Linked DNA regions of Mus musculus: region 2 is linked to region 1. A link is a loop called in an ENCODE intact Hi-C map of the cell type or tissue named here. Cell type or tissue: gastrocnemius. All regions are shown on one strand. Each heading gives the region's core, and the rest is flanking DNA. Links, peaks and the distances in the headings are about the cores only. Region 1 overlaps Gpr173 (G-protein coupled receptor 173). Region 2 overlaps Kdm5c (lysine (K)-specific demethylase 5C).

Evidence for each region. Hi-C counts contacts between places; a loop is a spot of excess contacts. Peaks named below come from ENCODE experiments on the same cell type or tissue, not always from the same donor. Only the 100,000 strongest peaks of a DNase experiment are listed, where the experiment ranks them.
Region 2: a loop joins it to region 1, with 3 times the contacts of the local background. A loop is called at or near these places in 5 of 42 quality-filtered maps.

What each region holds. Positions count from the first base shown.
Region 1 is chrX:152,347,611-152,356,899 of GRCm38, reverse strand. All of the region lies in intron 3 of Gpr173 (G-protein coupled receptor 173), which reads left to right. Among named protein-coding and RNA genes, the nearest start is that of Tspyl2, 9.8 kb to the right of the region's middle. In gastrocnemius, for the core only: a CTCF peak has its summit at 3,901 (motif pointing right); a DNase peak (open chromatin) is centred at 3,912.
Region 2 is chrX:152,267,436-152,276,724 of GRCm38, reverse strand. Kdm5c (lysine (K)-specific demethylase 5C) reads right to left here. Exons shown (of 26, transcript NM_013668.4): 18 at 8,725-8,830; 19 at 7,602-7,960; 20 at 6,872-7,010; 21 at 6,194-6,373; 22 at 5,894-6,031; 23 at 5,132-5,713; 24 at 4,796-4,865; 25 at 4,451-4,650; 26 at 1-4,016. The coding sequence ends at 3,651. Among named protein-coding and RNA genes, the nearest start is that of Kdm5c, 39 kb to the right of the region's middle. In gastrocnemius, for the core only: no CTCF peak of the experiment used is centred there; a DNase peak (open chromatin) is centred at 3,956; H3K27ac peaks cover 549 bases.

The DNA.
Region 1 (9,289 bases), core at 692-8,691:
TGTGTGTGTGTCTGTGTCTGTGTGTCTGTGTGTCTGTGTGTGTTATGTGCATACCTGGTGCACACAAGGGTAGTAGAGTGTCAGATCTCTCAGAATTGCAGTTACAGATGGTTGTGAACCATAATGTAGGAGAGCCAAACCCAGGTCCTTCTCAAGAGCACCAAGTGTTCATAATCTCTGTGTCACCTTTCCAGCCGCGTGCTTTCTTTTTTTAAGTTCAGAGTCCACTTAGTGCTACCAGAATGAGCCATCTCTTCAGTCTCAAGTGCTTTTTTTAAAAATCTGAACCTTAGATGGTGTGGTGGCACATTCCTATAATCCCAGTAGTCAGAAAGCTGAGGCAGGAAGATTATTAGGAGTTTATCGTCACCTGGGGCTATGTAGTGAATATGGTGATTATGAGGTCATCTGTGGCTACCTAGACCTTGTTTTTAAGAAAAAAAATCCAAATGAACTGTGACTCTCTCTCTCTCTCTCTCTCTCTCTCTCTCTCTCTCCTTCCTCTCCCTTTTCCCCCTTCCATCTTCCTCCTTTCCTCTTTTCCTATCTCCCTCAACAACTCCCCCAGGCCTTATACATGGTAAGCCAGCACTCTACCTACCATTAAGCTGCATGCCCAGTCCTTATATCACGTAATTGAAGGGTACAACAAATCTTTGTGGCTTCTGAAACTGAATTTTTCATTGCTTTTTTTTTTTTTTTGAAACACTGAGACAAAATCATAAAATCTTAGACTGACCTTTGATGAATCAGTTCAATTAAAACTATTATCTTAGTTTGTTTTCTATTGCTGTGATAAGTACCATGACCAAAAACAACTTGGGCAGGATAGGGTTTGTTTCAGCTGACAGCTTACACTACAACATGAAGGGAAATGAGTAAGAACTCAAGGCAAGAACCTGCAGGCAGAAACTGAAGCAGAACCACCAAGTAACACTGCTTACTGGCTTGTTCCTCAGTCAGCTTTCTTATACAACCTAGAACCAGTAGCCCAGGGAAAGCACCACCCACATCACCCACATCACCCACATCAAGAAAATGTTCCCCACAGACTTGCCTACAGGCCAATCTATGGAGGCATTTTTGCAGTTGAGGTTCCTTCTTCCCAAATGACCCTAGCTGTATCAAGTTAACAAAAAACTAGCCAACACAGCTATTGTATGGCCTCATTAATTTATCAACAAATATTTTTACCTAAAACTACAAGGTCTTAAATGTGAAATACCACCAAGAATCAGATTGGGCTAATTTTTAAATAGTGGATGCTAATAGTGAATAAATCAATACATAGACTGAGAAATAATAAAAATATATTATGATGTTCACAGAGGAAGCCTCTTTTAAAAACAGATAGTGAAATGTTTATGAGTGAACTAGTATAATAATTATGGTTTACAAAACTGAGGGCCAAGAGAAGTGGGTCGGGCTATGGACAGAAGAAGACTAGCCTCTGGGTTTATAATTGGTATATCTGCATATTGAGTTCACCAAAGTTCATCGTGGTGCTCCATCTTGCATTTTTATGTTTGAAATGATAACTATGATAAAGAGTACTTTTTATAAAGAAATAACAGTCAAGGAAATTAACAAAATGATTATATTCCCTTTAGGAATACCAAATACAATACATAATCTGAAATCTGAAATGCTCCACAATCTGAATTTTTAATGCAAATACGATGCTATAAGTGGGAAGTTTCCCACCCAATATCTAGTGACAGGTCACAGACAAAATTTAGACACACTAAAATATCGCATAAAATCACCGTTATGCTGTGTGTAAGAACACAAATGAACTTTATGTTTGGATTTAGGTCTAATCCCCAAGATGGTGTACTGTATCTACACAAATATTCCAGAATCTGAAAAAGCCCAGTATCTAATGCACTTCAACTCCTGAGCATTTTTGGATAAGAGATAAGCAAACTGTAATCCATAACAATCCTCCACACACCACTCCTCCCCCACCCTCCTCTTCCCTTTCCTCCCCCTATGAGCATATGCATGCTACACAAATGCGGTACCACTGAGTCACACCCCCGTGACCAACTTTTCTATTTTTGTAGGTGAGAAAAAGTAAGAACAAGAATAAAATTTTAAAAACAAAACAAAACAAAAAAGCAAGCTAACATACACATAGATACAGGCCAAACCAAAAAACTCACTTGTGATAAATAAGTGAAGGTAATAATCAAGCTGTCTGGGATATTTTAATAAGAACCTATTGAAAAGCAATATACTTCTTGCCACAGTCTCCTGTACCTGTCCTTACTCAAGCTCCCCAGTGTGCATGTACCCTACCAGCCAAGTAGCTCTCTATTCATATTTTCACATATACCAGCAGAGGTTAGCTGATTTCTGCACATGAGCAGATTTCTATTATACGTGTTGTTGGAGATATATACATATAATGTGTTTAAGAGAAAGTTAATATGTTTGCACACATTTGTCCATAGGCAAGTAGCTATTTATAGTCCAGTGTCTGCACATACAAGTGAATTTTTGTCTGATTGCAAGTGCTTTGTTTGAGAGAGACTGGGAGCCTCTCTATTCTTTTGTGGGTATGGTAGAGCTATTACATGTCCATTTATCAGTGAGAGTTTATATATTAGAGAGATTCATTTCTGTGCCAGGATGTACATATCTGTATTGTTGAGTGTGCCTAATCTATGTGAGGGGAAGTAAGTTGATTTCTTGTGGTAAAGGATACTCATATATGTGAGCAATTTTTTACCTGCAAATATATCTGTAGGTATCTCAGGGATTCTGTATATACATACCTAGGAATCATGTTTCAAGTGTTTGTGAATTTGACAGTATGGGTGATATTTAACATGAATGGTAGTTTTGTAACAGAGTTTGTATATGTGATGATGCAGATGTACTGTTGTGAGATTTTTGCCTATGTGGGAGTATTTAAGCAATCAGATATATCAGCTCAGTGGCTATATAAGAGTCTATAGGTAAAATAACAGTTGGTTTGTTTTGTGTTTGAGTGTGTGTGTGTGTGTGTGTGTGTGTGTGTGTGGTATTAGAACTCTAAGGGAAGGCAGGGTTGTGAGCCATTACATATGTGTATGTGAAACAGTGTGTCAGTGTCTCTACACTGAAGACCAATTCTCGGCCCTCACTTAATGTGCCTTTTATGTAACAAACTTGTTACATAAAATTTGTCCTTTACTATCTGGAAATGGAGTGTGTAGACTTCTGCACCTGTCATTTCAAAAGGAGTCCATACTATACCTACATAATGTACATATTGTATTAACTATAATACAAGTAAGAAATGATTTATAATAATTTTATTTAGATGTATAAGTGTTTGGATGTGACACTCCTCAGGAGATTCGAGAAAATAATTGGACACTTATAATAAGTAAATGTAGTTTAGAAGAAAAATCAGGCTCAATGTACAGGAAAATGATAAGCAGAGGATTCATATTGAGATTTTACAAACTAATGAACTTCACTGAAAAGCAAAATACAGTCTCCTCTTGATTCATAGGACAGCCACATTCCTGGATAATTCCTGGTATGCTAAAACTAGATGAAGAAAAATCTCATTCAAAAAGACTCTAGGCTCAGCTAATTAATTATAAGCTCAAAATCCTATGACTTGCAGGTCATATGTTAGTAATGTCAGAAGACCCCACATATCACTAAGTGATGAACTCTCTCTCTCTCCCTCCCTCCCTCCCTCCCTCTCTCCTCTCTCCTCTCTCCTCTCTCTCTCTCTCTCTCTCTCTCTCTCTCTCTCTCTCTCTCTCTCTCTCTCTCTCTCTCTCTCTCCCCCCTTAAATATTAGGTCATCTTGCACTGTTAACATGAGGCAACTTTCACCCCACCCACACCCACACCCACAATTCCTGTAGATTTCTAAAATGTCCTCTAGGGGGCAGTAACGCCTTTGTAAAGAACAAAGCCCTGGTACTAAGGCAAATACAACTACCTCATCTGTGCCTGCTCACCTCTGGTGCAATGTGTGTGTGCATGTGCTCACGTCTCAAGCAGTGTGCATGTGTGTGTATGCATGCACATATATACTATACTTGCTGTCCGTGAGACTGTGTTTCAGAAAGCCTGTGAGTGTGTAGGTCTGTGCACAAAGGTGTCTAGACACAGGCAGGTATATTCTGTGCACATACATTTATCCTTTGCCTCAAATGAGCCTCAGCTACAGACTGTGCTTAAGAGCCCCCGACCTCGTTAATACAACCTCTTCAAGCTTCCCAAGCAATAACAGGGCTTTGCTTGTTGTATTGGGTGTTGTTGTTGTTGTTGTTGTTGTTACTGTTATTTTTGTGTTTTTTATTTTGTTTTGTTTTGGCTTTGAGGGAGGTTGGTTTTAACTTTTTGTTTGTTTTGTTTTTTGAGTTCTATGTGTAATCCTGGCTGTCCTGGAACTCACTCTGTAGACCAGACTGGCCTCAAACTCAGAAGTTCGCCTGCCTCTACCTCCCAAGTACTGGGACTAAAGGCGTGCGCCACCACGCCCGGCAACTGGTTTTAACTTTAAAGTTTGTTTTCGCTGAGACCCTGAGCTACAAATTATTTACCTTTCAGCCTAGTATATCTTCCTCTGTACATGTTGGTGTGCTTTGTCTCTGTGTACGTATTGCTCACTGCCTCCCATCTCTACCTGGTCTTCTATATCAGGGTTCCTTAATTTTTTTTTCTACTTATGACCCCTTTCACCTAAGAAATTTTGTATGCCACCCCAGGTGTATAGTTATATAAAATAAGTATACAAATCAAACATTTACTATTAACAAGTTTATTTGAAACATTCTCAGGCATGCATATAATTTTACTATTCATTAAAGGCAAAAGTAAATTTGCATGCTGAGATGGATTTGCTTTTTTACATAGATAATTAAATCTTTTCTGAATATTTGGTACTGACACATATAAGGCATCTTCAATGTTTTTAAGAGTTGATTGGAGCTGGGCATGGTGGCACATGCCTTTAATCCCAGCACTCGGGAGGCAGAGGCAGGTGAATTTCTGAGTTCGAGGCCAGTCTGGTCTACAAAGTGAGTTCCAGGACAGCCAGGGCTACATAGAGAAACCATGTCTCGAAAAACTAAAAGAGTTGATTGGTATTTTGATTTTATAACCGTCAATGCTGAGAACCTCACTTCACTTAGACACAGAGTACAAAATGGCAGAAGTATGGTTAGGGGCATTTCAAATTTTGCTGGAAATTCTGTCGTACTTCCAAGCCAAAATTCATCTAATGATTTTTTTTTTATGACAATCAAACCAACAACTCAAATGGCAGATTATTTGTTTATTTTTTTATTTTTATTTTATATTTTTTTTATTTATTGGCAGGTGTTTGAGACAGGGTCTCTCTTTGTAAGCTCTGGCTGCCCTGGAACTTTCTACGTAGACCAGGCTGCCCTTGAATTCACAGAGATCCATCTGAAATGGCATTTTTTTAAATAGAGTATTCTAATACAATACAATGTAATGGCATACTATTTTGATACTTACAGGACAATAGGAAAGTATTAAAGGTTTTAATTTTCTGCACTTCAGCCATTATGTTTTATAAAAGAAAAACGATTGTATGTACAACAAAAACACTGCAATTCGTAGCATATAGTAGTGTCAAGTCTTCACTGAGGCATTTCGGGTACCATTTGTTGTCATTGGGTTGTATAGTGGCATGTACAGTGCAAAGTTTGCGTGTTGTATGCTCAGAACCATGGCTTCAGTAACATTGCATCTATAATGCAGCATGAGCAACTGCTGTCAGAAATGTATGGGATTCATCACACTTTTGATTCTGGATTAAATTTTGGTCATTACATATCCAGAAATTTTGTAAAATTTCTTGAAACCTCCATATTCAGTGATGCAACTCCATAGGTTAGTAACTCATTCAGTTACAAACCATGCTTTAAGGAGCTGTGTTCTAGATGGTTGGTTGGTTGGTTGGTTGGTTTTTTCCTGTGGTTTTCCTTCTCCACCCTTTCTGTCTCCTCTCTTGCTCATTCACGGTTGCTCTGTTATCTATGTCTCTTTTAAGTCACTCTCCCTCCCTCTCTTTCTCCATTTATGTCTCTTCCCCTGTCCTTTTTCTATTTTTTCTGTCTTTCCTTCTCCTATGTCACCATCTGCCTGCCACACAAATGTCTCTCTTTGTCACTCCCCGTGTATCTGACTACTGCTTACAATCAATCTATCTCTATGCCTAATCTTTGCCCCTTCCCTCCCCTTATGGCTAAGGCATAGTGTGTCTGTGTGTGTCTGTGTCTGTGTCTGTGTGTCTGTATGTGTGTGTGAGCGCTCGCACACACACACACACACACACATTGCCTTTAATTATACATAGTGGAAGGCTGTCTGCAGTCCTGGAAGGGGTGAGAGATATCAGGTCTTGAGAGACTGAAAGAGACCTATCTTTATTTCTCTCCAACTCCTGCCCTAACACCTTCTCTTTTAAGTAGGCCATTGGCTATGAGATTAATTGATACTGTCAAAAAAAATCCTGCTTTTAGGTGACAGGCCAGATTGTATTGAGCTAGAAACAATGCAAAGGGGACAACTTTACTAGGAGGGAGTTGGCAAGAAGATATCCACTTCAAGACCCATCTCCCTAGCCTGTCCCCCAGTTCATATCCAGCCCTAATAGCAATCCCAAGACTCTTCAGTTCCATGTGGGCTGGCCTAGTAACCTTCCCTCTGGGAAATGCTGTCACCTTGTCATGTCCCCACATTGCCTGCCTGCACACAACAGGCACTTTCCTACTCCTAAAACTGTTCTTTCAGCAAATCCAGGGTGAATACTTTCATGGAGCCCTCTGCACTCATCGTTCAGTCTAGTTCTTTAGCCAATTAGCTTGGCATCTTTTCAGCAGGAACCTACTTTGTGCATGTCACTGACCTTTTAGAGGGGAGGGTACCTACCTACCCTGCCCTTGTGGAGATTCTGTTCTAATGGGATGAGGCAAGTAACAATCTAAATTTGAAGAGTATATGATATAATTAGAAGACAGAGATGCTGGTGAGAAGGAAAGGGGCATGGAGATACTATGACCTCTTACCTGGATTACTAATGAAGCCTCACTAATCTCTCTACATCTACCGTTATGGAACATGCCCAGTGTTCCCAGCAACAAGTAGAATCTTATTCAACCCTGAACCAGAATGACATCTTAATCTTTGTTCAAAAGCCTCCCAAGTAACTCGGAATCAAAGTCCTCCCTATGGCCTCTATGCTACGTCCTTGCCAACTCTCTGACTTACATCACCACCTAACACTTGCCCCTTGCTCGCCCCTTGCTCAATATTCCACCCACTATGGCTTCCTTGCTCCTTCCCAGTGTGCCATGAATAGCCCCATCTCAGAGCCTTTGTTCTGACTGTTTGTCTCCCTGGAGTTCTAGTCTCCCAAACAGCCACAGGACTTACATCCTCACCAATTTGCTTAGATGATGACTCCTTTGTGAAGCCTTCCCTATCTGCCTCATCAACAACTTCAGTACCTTCCTCACCTCTAGCACTTTAAATCATCTTCCCCTACTTTATAATTATATTTTACAATATTGTCATCGGCTGATATACCAACTCCACCTGTCTCTTCTTGTTACCTAAAATGTCAATTATACAAGAGTAGGGGATCCTTTTGGTTGTTGTTGTTGTTGTGTTGGCTTTTGGTTGGTTAATTTTTGGGTTTTGGTTTGTTTTGGTTTTGGTTTTCGCGACAGGGTTCTCTGTGTAGCCCTGGATGTCCTGGAACTCGATCTGTAACCCAGCCTGGCTTCGAACTCAGGGATCCACCTGCCTCTGCCTCTGCCTCTGCCTCTGCCTCTGCCTCTGCCTCTGCCTCTGCCTCTGCCTCTGCCTCTGCCTCTGCCTCTGCCTCTGCCTCTGCCTCTGCCTCTGCCTCTGCCTCTGCCTCTGCCTCTGCCTCTGCCTCTGCCTCAAGTGCTAGAATAGGAATCTTTTATCTGTCTGATTCACAACTGTATCCCCAGAGCATAAAACAGTGTGTGACCTAATGTAAAGAAATATTTTTTCAATGGACCAACACAAGTATACCTACATTTTTATATTCATACAAAATGCTAAGTTAACATAAAATTATGCCAGAGGCTGCATCACAATCCACAGTCCTACAACATTTGGTCTTCTATGACTTCACTTCTCTGAAATATACCATTTAACAAGATTAGTCTTCTCACAGAGCATGCTACACACATTCCTGACCATGAATAAGATCTGCTAGGCATGGTGGCATAGAGCTGTAATCCTTGCACATGGGAGTCTGAGATAGGATGATCCCAATTCAAGGCTTGCAGAGGCTGAGGAAAATGTTCATAGCCAACCTGGTCTACTTCCCAAAATCCTATTGCAAAATTAAGAGGTTTTTTTTTAAGATTTATTTACTATTATACTTAAGTACACTGTTGCTGACTTCAGTCGCATCAGAAGAAGGCGTCAGATCTCATTACCGGTGGTTGTGAGCTGCCATGTGGTTGCTGGGATTTGAACTCAGAACCTTTGGAGGAGCAGTCAGTGCTCTTACCCACTGAGCCATCTCACCAGCCTGAAATTAAGAGTTTTAAAAGTAAATTTTTAAAGAAGGTTTAGGAATGTAGCTCATTGGATGGGGTAGGTTCTTGCCTACCAGGCCTGAGACACTAAATTCAATCACCAGTACAGAAAAGAAAAAAGAAAAGAAAAGAAAAGAAAAAAGGAAAGAAGTAAGCGAGGGAGAGAGGAAATGGAGAGAAAGACAGAAAGACATCTAATGAGTGGCTGCCAATAGTTTAATAAAACAAAACATGAAATACAATAGAAATGCACGAGTATATTACAATTTGGACAAGTAGTATGTAAAACGTTTAGTTGAGCTCTGTGTTTGTATGTGTATGTGACACACATACATAATTGTACTGGATTATGGGTAGCAATAAAAAATGCTTGAATACAACCTTAGGGCTTGTAAAAGGGAATAAGAGTTGTACCAACATCTACAGCCCTACAGACCCACGAATGGAGGAAGAAAGGAATCTGAGGACGTTGGGAGACATAAAGCACTTTTACCCAGCAAGGAGGGGAGGGGCAGGAGTAGCTGGGGAGTCGATGGGAAGGGCTCATAGACACACTAACCTGCCCTCTCTGTTTCTTTCTCATCTGTTTCTCCCTCCCCTCATCCTGATCCATCCCTTCCACTTCAGTGTTGTTTTCTATCCATTTGTATCCTTGTTTCCATTTTTCAATCTCATTTACCACTCTGTCTCTGCATTTTTCTGTTTCCTACCCTCATCTCTCTGTC
Region 2 (9,289 bases), core at 435-8,434, 80 kb after region 1:
GTTTTGGCTGGGCCCAGCGTATTATCCTAGGGGTCTATTCCTTATATGCTTACTCAGAACTTGCCAAGTATCTTACATACTTGAGTGTGGCACCCAGGATTTAAGCACCCCCTAATTTCAGGTCTAGGACACATGGTTAATGTTTCTCTTTCAGGGCTCTGGTGGTCTTGGTCCAGACCCAAATGACTTCCAGAGTGTCATCCTGGATCAGCAGACTTCATACAGTGCATAAGGAACAGAATTCACAAGCAGTGTAGGGCTGGAAATGCTGCTTGATCTGCCTCTTTCTGAACTGACCATACAAGATTCCCACCCTCCCAACCCCCAGCCTTGAAGTAGCAGAGGACTCAGACCTGGTTCTTGTTTTTCTCCTCCAGGAACTCTCAGAATAGGTACTTTCAGGTAGATTGGGGAAAAAAACTCACTAAACCTAGTGTTTGGACATGATTTAAGGCACAGTGGAGACACTGAAAAGCTACACAGGAAGAAATGCAGAGTTGGGCCAAGAGAGGAATTTAGATGCTGGATGTGGTGGCACATCTTTAATCCAAGCACTCAGGAGGCAGAGGCAGGCCTCCTGTGAGTTTGAGGCCAGCCTGGCCTACATAGTGAGTTCCAGGACAGCCAGGGATACTGACTCTGTCTCAGTAAGAGAGGAGAATGGGGAACAGGGGAGGAGGGAGAGAGATTTGTCCTTAATAGAAGCAGTATCTCTTTCCACCCCTGCATCCTCAGGTGCTACCCTGGCAGGAGTGAACTGTCTGGTAGGATGTAGCAGCAAGATGGTGTCTGTAAACTAAATGACTCTGAGGTAAAACTTGCCCACTCGGTGCTCTCCCAGAGGAGGAGGGAAAGCCCAATTGAAAAATGGCCCCCTTCAGATTGGCCTTTGGGCAAGCCCAGGGTGCATTTTCTTTATTGACGTCTGATATTGCAGGACCTAGCTCACAGGGCTGTGCCATCCCTGGGCTGGTGGTCCTGGGTGCAGTATGTAGGCTGAGCAAGTCATGATGAGCAAGCCAGTAAGCAGCACTCCTCCATGGCCTCTGCATCAACTCCTGCCTCTAGGCTCCTGCCTCCTTCCCTGGATGGACTACAAGCTATAAGATGAAATAAACCCTTTCTTCCCCAAGTTGTTTTTGGCCGTGGTGTTTTATCACAGCAACAGAAACCTAATTAAGACAGTTTTGAATCAAAAATGGCTACATGGACACTGTGAAAGGAGCAGAAAGTGTATAAGGGATATGTCAGGGAAATGCTGCGAACGGCTGCCTGAAAATTGGTAAGGGACAGGCCCATACCACAAAGGACCCCTACTTGGCCTGAGAAGTTCACTAGCCTAGGAGATGTTGTAGGCACCATCTTTACCTTTCCTTTGGCCGCTTCTTCCTGTGCCTAGCTTCCTGGACTAGAGTGGTAGTAAAGTATCAAGATCAAGCTCCTTTGGGTGTCTCTTCTGCTACCTCCAACTCTCACTGGAAACCAATGGCTGGGCAAAGGCAAGACCCTTGATTGAAACTTAGTATCAAAGTGGACCTGGGGCAGGGGTACTCCCTGTTTCCTGGTGTTTACCTTTCAGCATAGACTAAAAGACTCATAAGGCAGGGAGGTCTAAGCCATGCTCCCACCCCTGAAAGCCACCCAAAGAGGGTGAGTGAGATATATCACTACATTTCTAGCAACTGGAAATCCTGGGAAAGGGGAGAAATGGAGCAAAATAATCCTTCTGAACATATAAATGAGGAAGGGCAAAGTAAGAGTGCTGGTGTGCTGAGTTCCTGAGCTAGGGATCAAGACTTGACTTTAGCCTGTAACACCTCATACAACCTTGAGAAGAGGAAAAACCTTGGAGAAGCCAGGGATGCCTGGAAGTTAGCTAGTGAAAACAGGGCCTCCAAGCTTTTGCTTCCTCCTATATCTCCTAGGTAAACTCTGGACAGAGAACTCTCAGAACCATAAGAATGTTCTTAGTCTTTAGAGGGTTATGGTTCCTTCATGAATATGATGCAATCTGGTGGGTCTTAATCTGAGAAAAATGCATATAGATACCCACAAAAACATGTATAAATGTATTTCAGAGGTCAGTCCCTGATCAAGCGTAGTCCCTTCTTTCAGGCTCAGAAGGGCGAAAATACAACTACTGTAGGACTGTTAATAGGCTAAGTCAAAGAAGGCAGACACAAAAGGAGCGCATATTGTATCATTTCATTTATATAAAATGTCCAGAAGAGACAAATGGGAGGAAGGAGGGACTACCTAGGCAATGTCTTCTGGGGTTGTAAAAACAGTCTAAACTTTTTGCAGTGATTCAATGACTGAAATATACTAAAAGTCACTGAATTGTATACTTGAAGTGGATGAACTGTATCTATGCACATTTCATCTCAACAGAGCAGTTTAACAGTGACACAGACGTTACAAATTAACCACACATTCATTAGGGGCAGGAAGAACTAATGGAGAAACACCAAGGATGGTCTGACTCACCAAATTACATATTTAAAACAGCTCAACTTTATAGCATGGAAACTCTACCTCAATAAAGCCATGAAGAAAAAGTCCCCCAGAGAATAGAAAATCAAGAGCACAAAGCTAGGGGAAGCTGTCGTGCAAATTATCAAAGGGGGCCAGTGCCCACCAGTCTGCAATGGCTTGGGGGAAGACCAGGAAGGATATCTTTTCCAAGGTTAGAGAGAAGTTGGTGAGATTTGAATTCAGAGCCCTGCTTCCCTGGCCCTGGCACTACTACTAACTGGCACTGCAGCTGCTCCACTAACAGGCGAGGAAGGTTCTGCTCTCTTTTTGAAGAGAAATGCACTTCAGAAACATGTTTCCAAAAAAAAAAAAAAAAAAAACATTCCTAAGGGTTTTATTTCTAATGAGGAAAATAATAAAATAAAATTAAAATAGGCTTTAGTTGAAACAAAGTTTGTTTTGCTTTTTTTTTTCTCCTTTTGAACAAATTAATTACACACCAACAATCTTCTTTATTACAGCATGAACCCAGGAGGAGGAAAGGAGATAGGGGAGGATGGGCAGGAAGGGTTGAGGTGGGTGTGTGGACAAGCACCAAAAGCCTTCAGACCATAGGCAGCCCTGCTCAACCCCAACAAAATTCATTTAAAATAAAAGGGTGAGGACAGCTATGTGAAGTTTCCTCCTCCTGGGTGGAACAGTAAGGGGAAGGGAAAAGATGAAGGGGAGAGGAAAGAAGTAAAATGGACTGGGAGGGGGGGGGGAGCAAAAGTGTGAAGTGGGGAGGGAAGGTTAGTGTAGCATGGCCTGACCCAGGGTCAGAACTGGGGATAAGGGAGAGGTCCCCCAGTTTGCATGTGCCCTGGATTTGTCTCTGGAATGGTGCTGGCCCAGCCCCAGTAGATCCCCTGCCCACCTGTCTATCTGCCTCTGGTGTCTGGGAATGCTGGTTAGAGGTTACCAGGGACGCAGGACTCCAGGGGCCGGCCCCCAGGAGCTGAGGTCTGAACAATACCTTGGAGTCAGAATATAAAAGTCACGATCTTGGGGATGGTGGTGAGGGGGAAGTCTCTCCACCTACCCGCCCACCTCCAAGAAGCAGGCTTGATGGTCAGAAAGGATCCTTGAGGCCAAGGAAGGATCTTTGTTGGGGTCTGTGCTAGGCTCAGCCACTGTCACAATTGTTGCAGAGATGGCTGCTGTGGGCAGGACATCAACAGCCGGGAAGTCAGAGTAGAGAAAGGGGCTGAGGTGTCAGAACCAGCCTCTAACACTGGTTCTAAGCCATCCTGGTCCTCCTGGATGCTGGGGCTGCCACTGTTGGGGAAGGGTACAGGAGGGACCTCACCCCCAGTCTCCTCCTCCAGCTCCTCTTCCTCCTGGACTTCCTCGGCTTCTGGTCCTGAGCTTCGTACCCTCTTTGGCTCTAGCTCCTCTCGTGCCGGGTCATCCGGCTCCCCACCCCGATCCACCTTCCTCCGTCGTCTCCTCTCTAGGGCTCGGCCTCGTGTCCGACTCCCATGGCGCTCTGCCTTCTCCAGCTGTGAACACAGAAGGCAAAAAGACTAAATTGTAAGTGGGGTCTGGTGGTGCATGACTGTAATCCCAGCACTTGCAAGGCTAAAGCAGGAAGATTGCCACGAGCCAGGCAGTGGTGGCGCATGCCTTTAATCCCAGCACTTGAGAGGCAGAGGCAGGCGGATTTCTGAGCTCAAGGCCAGCCTGGTCTACAGAGTGAGTTCCAGAACAGCCAGGGATACACAGAGAAACCCTGTCTCGGAAAAAAACAAAACAAACAAAACAAACAAACAAACAAACAAACAAACAAAGCCATGAATTCTAAGGCTAGCCTGGACTCTCTATATAGCAAAATCCTATCCCACTCTCCCTCTCCTTGCGTACATGCAAGTAGTCAGGGCTCTCTGCCTACTTGGCCTGACCAGGCCATGTCAATAATGGCTCCTCCTCTCCTTACCTCCAGAAGTGTCTGGACCCTCTTCAAGTCTGGAGGCTGCCCAGCCTGCAGCAGCTGCCAGATGCTATGATTCTCATCTAGGGTCACCTCAAGCAGATCCCCTTCCATCATAAGTTCCTCCAGTGGGGCTCGGGTTGCCTCAGGCAGTTCCAACACAGGGCCAGACAACTGTGGTAATATTGAGGATAGCAGCTCCAGATCTGGAAGATGCAGGGACAGGATGGATTAGAGGCTTCCCTTGGTCTTATCCTACACCGCTATAACAAAGCTGAGGACATCAGGGGCCACACTGATAATATCCATTCAACATCCCACTCACACTACAGCTAGACCTACCTCTCTTACCTGAGCCCTCCTCTGTGGCTACCTTTTCAGGACTGGTCACACTGTCCCCATTCTCCAACAGCCCCTGGACCTATCAAATATCAAGATCAGGAAAAGGCAAGGGGTAACTGAACTGAAGAGCCAGGCCCTACTCTTCCTTCACCCATGCCAAACCTGGAAGACTATCTCTTGGAGGAAGGCAAACATGGGGTGTCAGCTGAGAGCAGGGTTTAGGAATTTGGACAGATAATAGGATGGAACAAAAAGGCTGGGCCAAAGGAGATTTAAAACAGGAGAAACAGGGGCAGAGCTAGGGGGACAGGAATTTGAAGTTAAGAGCTAGGCTAAGCAGCTCACCTTCGGCATATTGCCAGTGCCCTCTCCACCATCTGAAGGGTAAGCCAGGGACTCCTCAGGCTTGGATTCAGCCTGTAGCCGTTGGCGCAGTTCAGCCAGCCGTCCCAACAGAGCAGTCACTTCCTCAGAGGCCAAAACCTGTCTGGCACGGCCTTGCCAGCTGATGGCTCTCTCTGTGAGGCACTGTAGAGCCTCACCCTCAGGCAGCCGCACAGGCAGTCTCTGTAGGGCTACCAGCAGTGCCAGGATGGTTTCCAAGCGTGGGCGCCGTGAGCGCATACACAGAGGGCACAAGAATTTGGTGTCCCATTCCCACCAGGCCAGCAGTGGGGATGAGGGAAGACTGGACCTCTGGGAGCTGAGGAGGCGGGGTACTGTCACACAGCGCCCATGGAACCAGTCCTGACACAGGTCACACTGCAGAGCTCCCACCCCAGCTGGCACTTGCCCACACACGCAGATAGAAGCTGTAGAGGAGGCTGTTGTCAACAGTGCCAGTGGACTTGGCTTGGCTGAGTTGGTACGACGAAGCTGCAGTATCCCTTCCTTCTCCTTCTGCTCCCCCTCTTTGAAGGCCACGATCTGCCGTGCCCAGGAAAGGGGGAAGAATAGGTAAACAAGCTGATTCTTTCGTTCTCTGAACGCAATACCCCACTCCCAAACCAGGAAAACTGAGCTCAGGAAGCAAGTGGTCTGCCCATGGTCACAGGGCTCAGACAATCATCACCAGGCTCTTTACCCATCTGGAGCTAAGCTTCTTACCACAGAGCCTGGGTCCCTGAGGTCCTGCGCAGACAGCCCCAACAGCTCTGTGTCAGATTTGTACAACCCCAGCTCCTTCTCCATCCACCGGCTGCGTTTGGTGCTGTCTGAGCCGGCGTCTGCACACGGGCAGAGCACCTGAGGCAGGCAGACAGAGGCAAATGACCAGGCTTCCCTACCTCCCCGGATTCTTTCCTCCCCTCACCCATGCCCCCTCAAAAACTCATATTCTCATATAAACTACCTCAAAACAAGTCAGTCTTATAAAAAGAGGCTATAGGTAAAAGTGCTCGGTCTCACCTCCAATAATGTATAGCAGGAGTTCTTCTTGAGGAAGGTCTTGGAGGCCTTTTCTCTCCAGGAGTGTGCTGTCAATACCTGTAGCTCTAGCTGTCTCAGTTCCTCCAGCCCCACAGGGAGGTCCCGACCCACAGCTACGAGGCCCTCCAAGTCATCCAAGCAAGGGTAGTGGTCACCATTCTGAGCACAGGTGAGAGAAAAGGGCAAGTTGAACTTGCAAATATCTCCTAATTCTCTATGTCTGGTCTGAGCTGGGAAGATGGTCTGCCCTTATAATCTCAAAGCAGAAACAAATAACATTGTCCTCAGGAGTACCCTCTACCATGCATGACCCCTACATCTACTAACTGGCTCAGTCCAGGTAGCCAGTCAGCCTTCAGGGATACTGACTGGACTATGCTTTTGTGGTCTTCCTTTTCTACCTACTGCCAGGTACCTGTCCCTTTCTACTCTCATAACACTTGTCTCCTTGCTCTACCATCCACATCCCGGCCAGCCCCCCACATCCTTCAGGCCAGCCTCAGAAGACCCTCTCTTAATATTGTTCTGCAAACACTTTGCCTCCTCACAATATGTGGTACCTCATCACTCTCTCTAGCCATGCAACACAGCACAAGCCTATATATCATCTCTTCTAGCAACATGGAAAATCTAGGTGTGGATGGGGGTGGTCCTTACTTGGATCTCATCCACATCAGCAATCCATGCCCGGGCCTTAGCAAGAGCCTCCTTGAGAGACTGGATATTGGGCAAGTGAACAGGGATGTTTTCTGCTTCATGGATTATGGCCTCAAGTGTGGCTGGTGGATGCTTCTGCCTAAAAACAACAAAAGAAGGGGCGGGGAAACAGGCCGGTTTGCTCTATGGATCAGAGCACAGCCTGATCAGTACTTGTACACAGCTGTGCTCTTGTTATTCTTTCTGCCACTTCTGTGCTTTTATGTTGGTAAAGATGGTTGCCAGGTTCTGCTTGCTTCAGATTGCATGCACCCACATAGCCTCCACCATAGCTCTTGCACCTATGTTTGCCACTCTGTCAGCCTGCTACAAGTTTACACTCTGATCACTTGTGTATCCTGTGGCATCTTTTTACAAATATCCACTCATCTGCTTGTTTCCTGTGCTTCTGAACATGTTTACATGCTGGTCTATTGGTACTGGGCTACACACACACACCCCAGCCTACCTCTGCCTCTATGTATCCAGACTTAAAATGAAAAAGAAACAAAGAAAAAACAAACAAACAAACAAACAAAACTAAAAACCAAGACCAGAAACAAAAGAGCAGAGAAACTCAATATACCTACACTGGGGAGTAATGCCCAAGGCCACCCACAGCCATTTTCTTCAGATTCTCCACTAAAATTTGAAAGTAAAGAATGGCAGGGAGGGGAAGGGTTGGACTTACCTGGCCTCTAAGCAGAGGTGGGCTTTCTCTTCCCAGCGTTCAGCGATGGTCAGCAGCTCCTGAAGCTCTGCCTGGGCCTTATCCACAGCAGGGCTAGGGGCTACACTGGCGCCCGCAACCAACAGTCCCCGCATGATGGCCAGGGTACCCCTTCGGGCAGAGGGAGCCAGCGTGCGTTTTACCTCATCCAGCCACCGCGCCTGTTCCACCTGCCTTTGGAGCTGCTGGGCTTCAGGTACCTCCACACCCAGCTGTTGTCCTCTCTCCAACAAGGACTGCAGCAGCCCTGGACTGGAAGGCTGTGAGACCAGGGCCTCACGGGCCTCAGTCTGGTAGGCTTCCACCTGTTCCAGAATACCCTACCAGATACAGGATGAATAAAGAACAAACCCTTCAGATGAGGCCACTTAAGAGGACCCACAACACATCCTGTTCCAGCACCTCCCAACACAACCTTTTGAGAAATGGAAATCTGCCATGGACTCAACTGTCACTGTCTGAACTCTAAAACAGTAGTTCCTGTAACATTTGACTGCTCATTACGATATCCTACGGAATGCATTAAAATGTATATTCCTAGGCAGCTTTATTCATGATTGATCATAAATTTGTACTTTACTACTTCTCTCTACATGGGACTCTGTTCTCAAAGCACCCTAAGAAATATTATGCTATGTAAAACCCTCATGCTCACTCTGGGGTCCCCTGCCTTCTCCATCCTACTTCTATTTTTTTTTTAAGATTTATTTATTATTATATATGTCACTGTAGCTATCTTCAGACGCACCAGAAGAGGGCGTGAGATCTCATTACAGGTGGTTGTGAGCCACCATGTGGTTGCTGGGATTTGAACTCAGGACCTTTGGAAGAGCAGTCAGTGCTCTTACCCGCTGAGCCATCTCTCCAGCCCCCTACTTCTATTTTTATAAACTTTATTTATTGTTTCAGGCTCAATAAGCACCTTTGTTACCTTTTACTTTCTCAGGTAAACCTTCCATTGTCTCAACAGCTTGTACTCATATCTCTGTTCCTTGTCCCAAATCCCAAACCTAAAACCTTGCTCATACTTTGCACTATTTTCTCACACATGCACCCTGTCTTACCTAAACCCACCTCTCCTCACCTTGACATCCCCAATCTGGTGCATGGCACAGGGCAGGTTGTTCATCTGGCCCAGAAAATCCCGTAGCTCAGCCAGGGTCATCTGTAGGCCAGCCACCCTGTCAGGGCTATGGAGTTTCATGTATGAGATTTCAGATGCAAACCCAGGTCCCTCCTTTCATGTGTGCCAAAACCACTCCTCACCGTATCTGTTCAACTTCAATCTTGTGTCTCAATGTTCCCACAATTGCCTAGGCTACAGGGAGGGGTTTTAAATCTAAGCCTATTCATAGGGTGAAGGGATAGGAGCAGAGAGGCAAACAGTTGGAGGGTGAAGGAGCTTATAAGCTAGTGATGCTAACAGAAGCCACACTTTATTCTTACATCTCCACTAACCGGCATGGAGTTGGAGAGAGAACCCCAAGCCTCATATACTAGAAAAACAGGAAGGTACACTGCAAGCCCCTAGACTTTACAATCCACTGTCTACTGCAACTATGCTGCTTTTCTTGTTTGTGTCCTATTCTAGCCCTTAAACCTCCCACACTCCTCCCTGCTCACAAACTCCCTCAACCTACCTCTCAAAT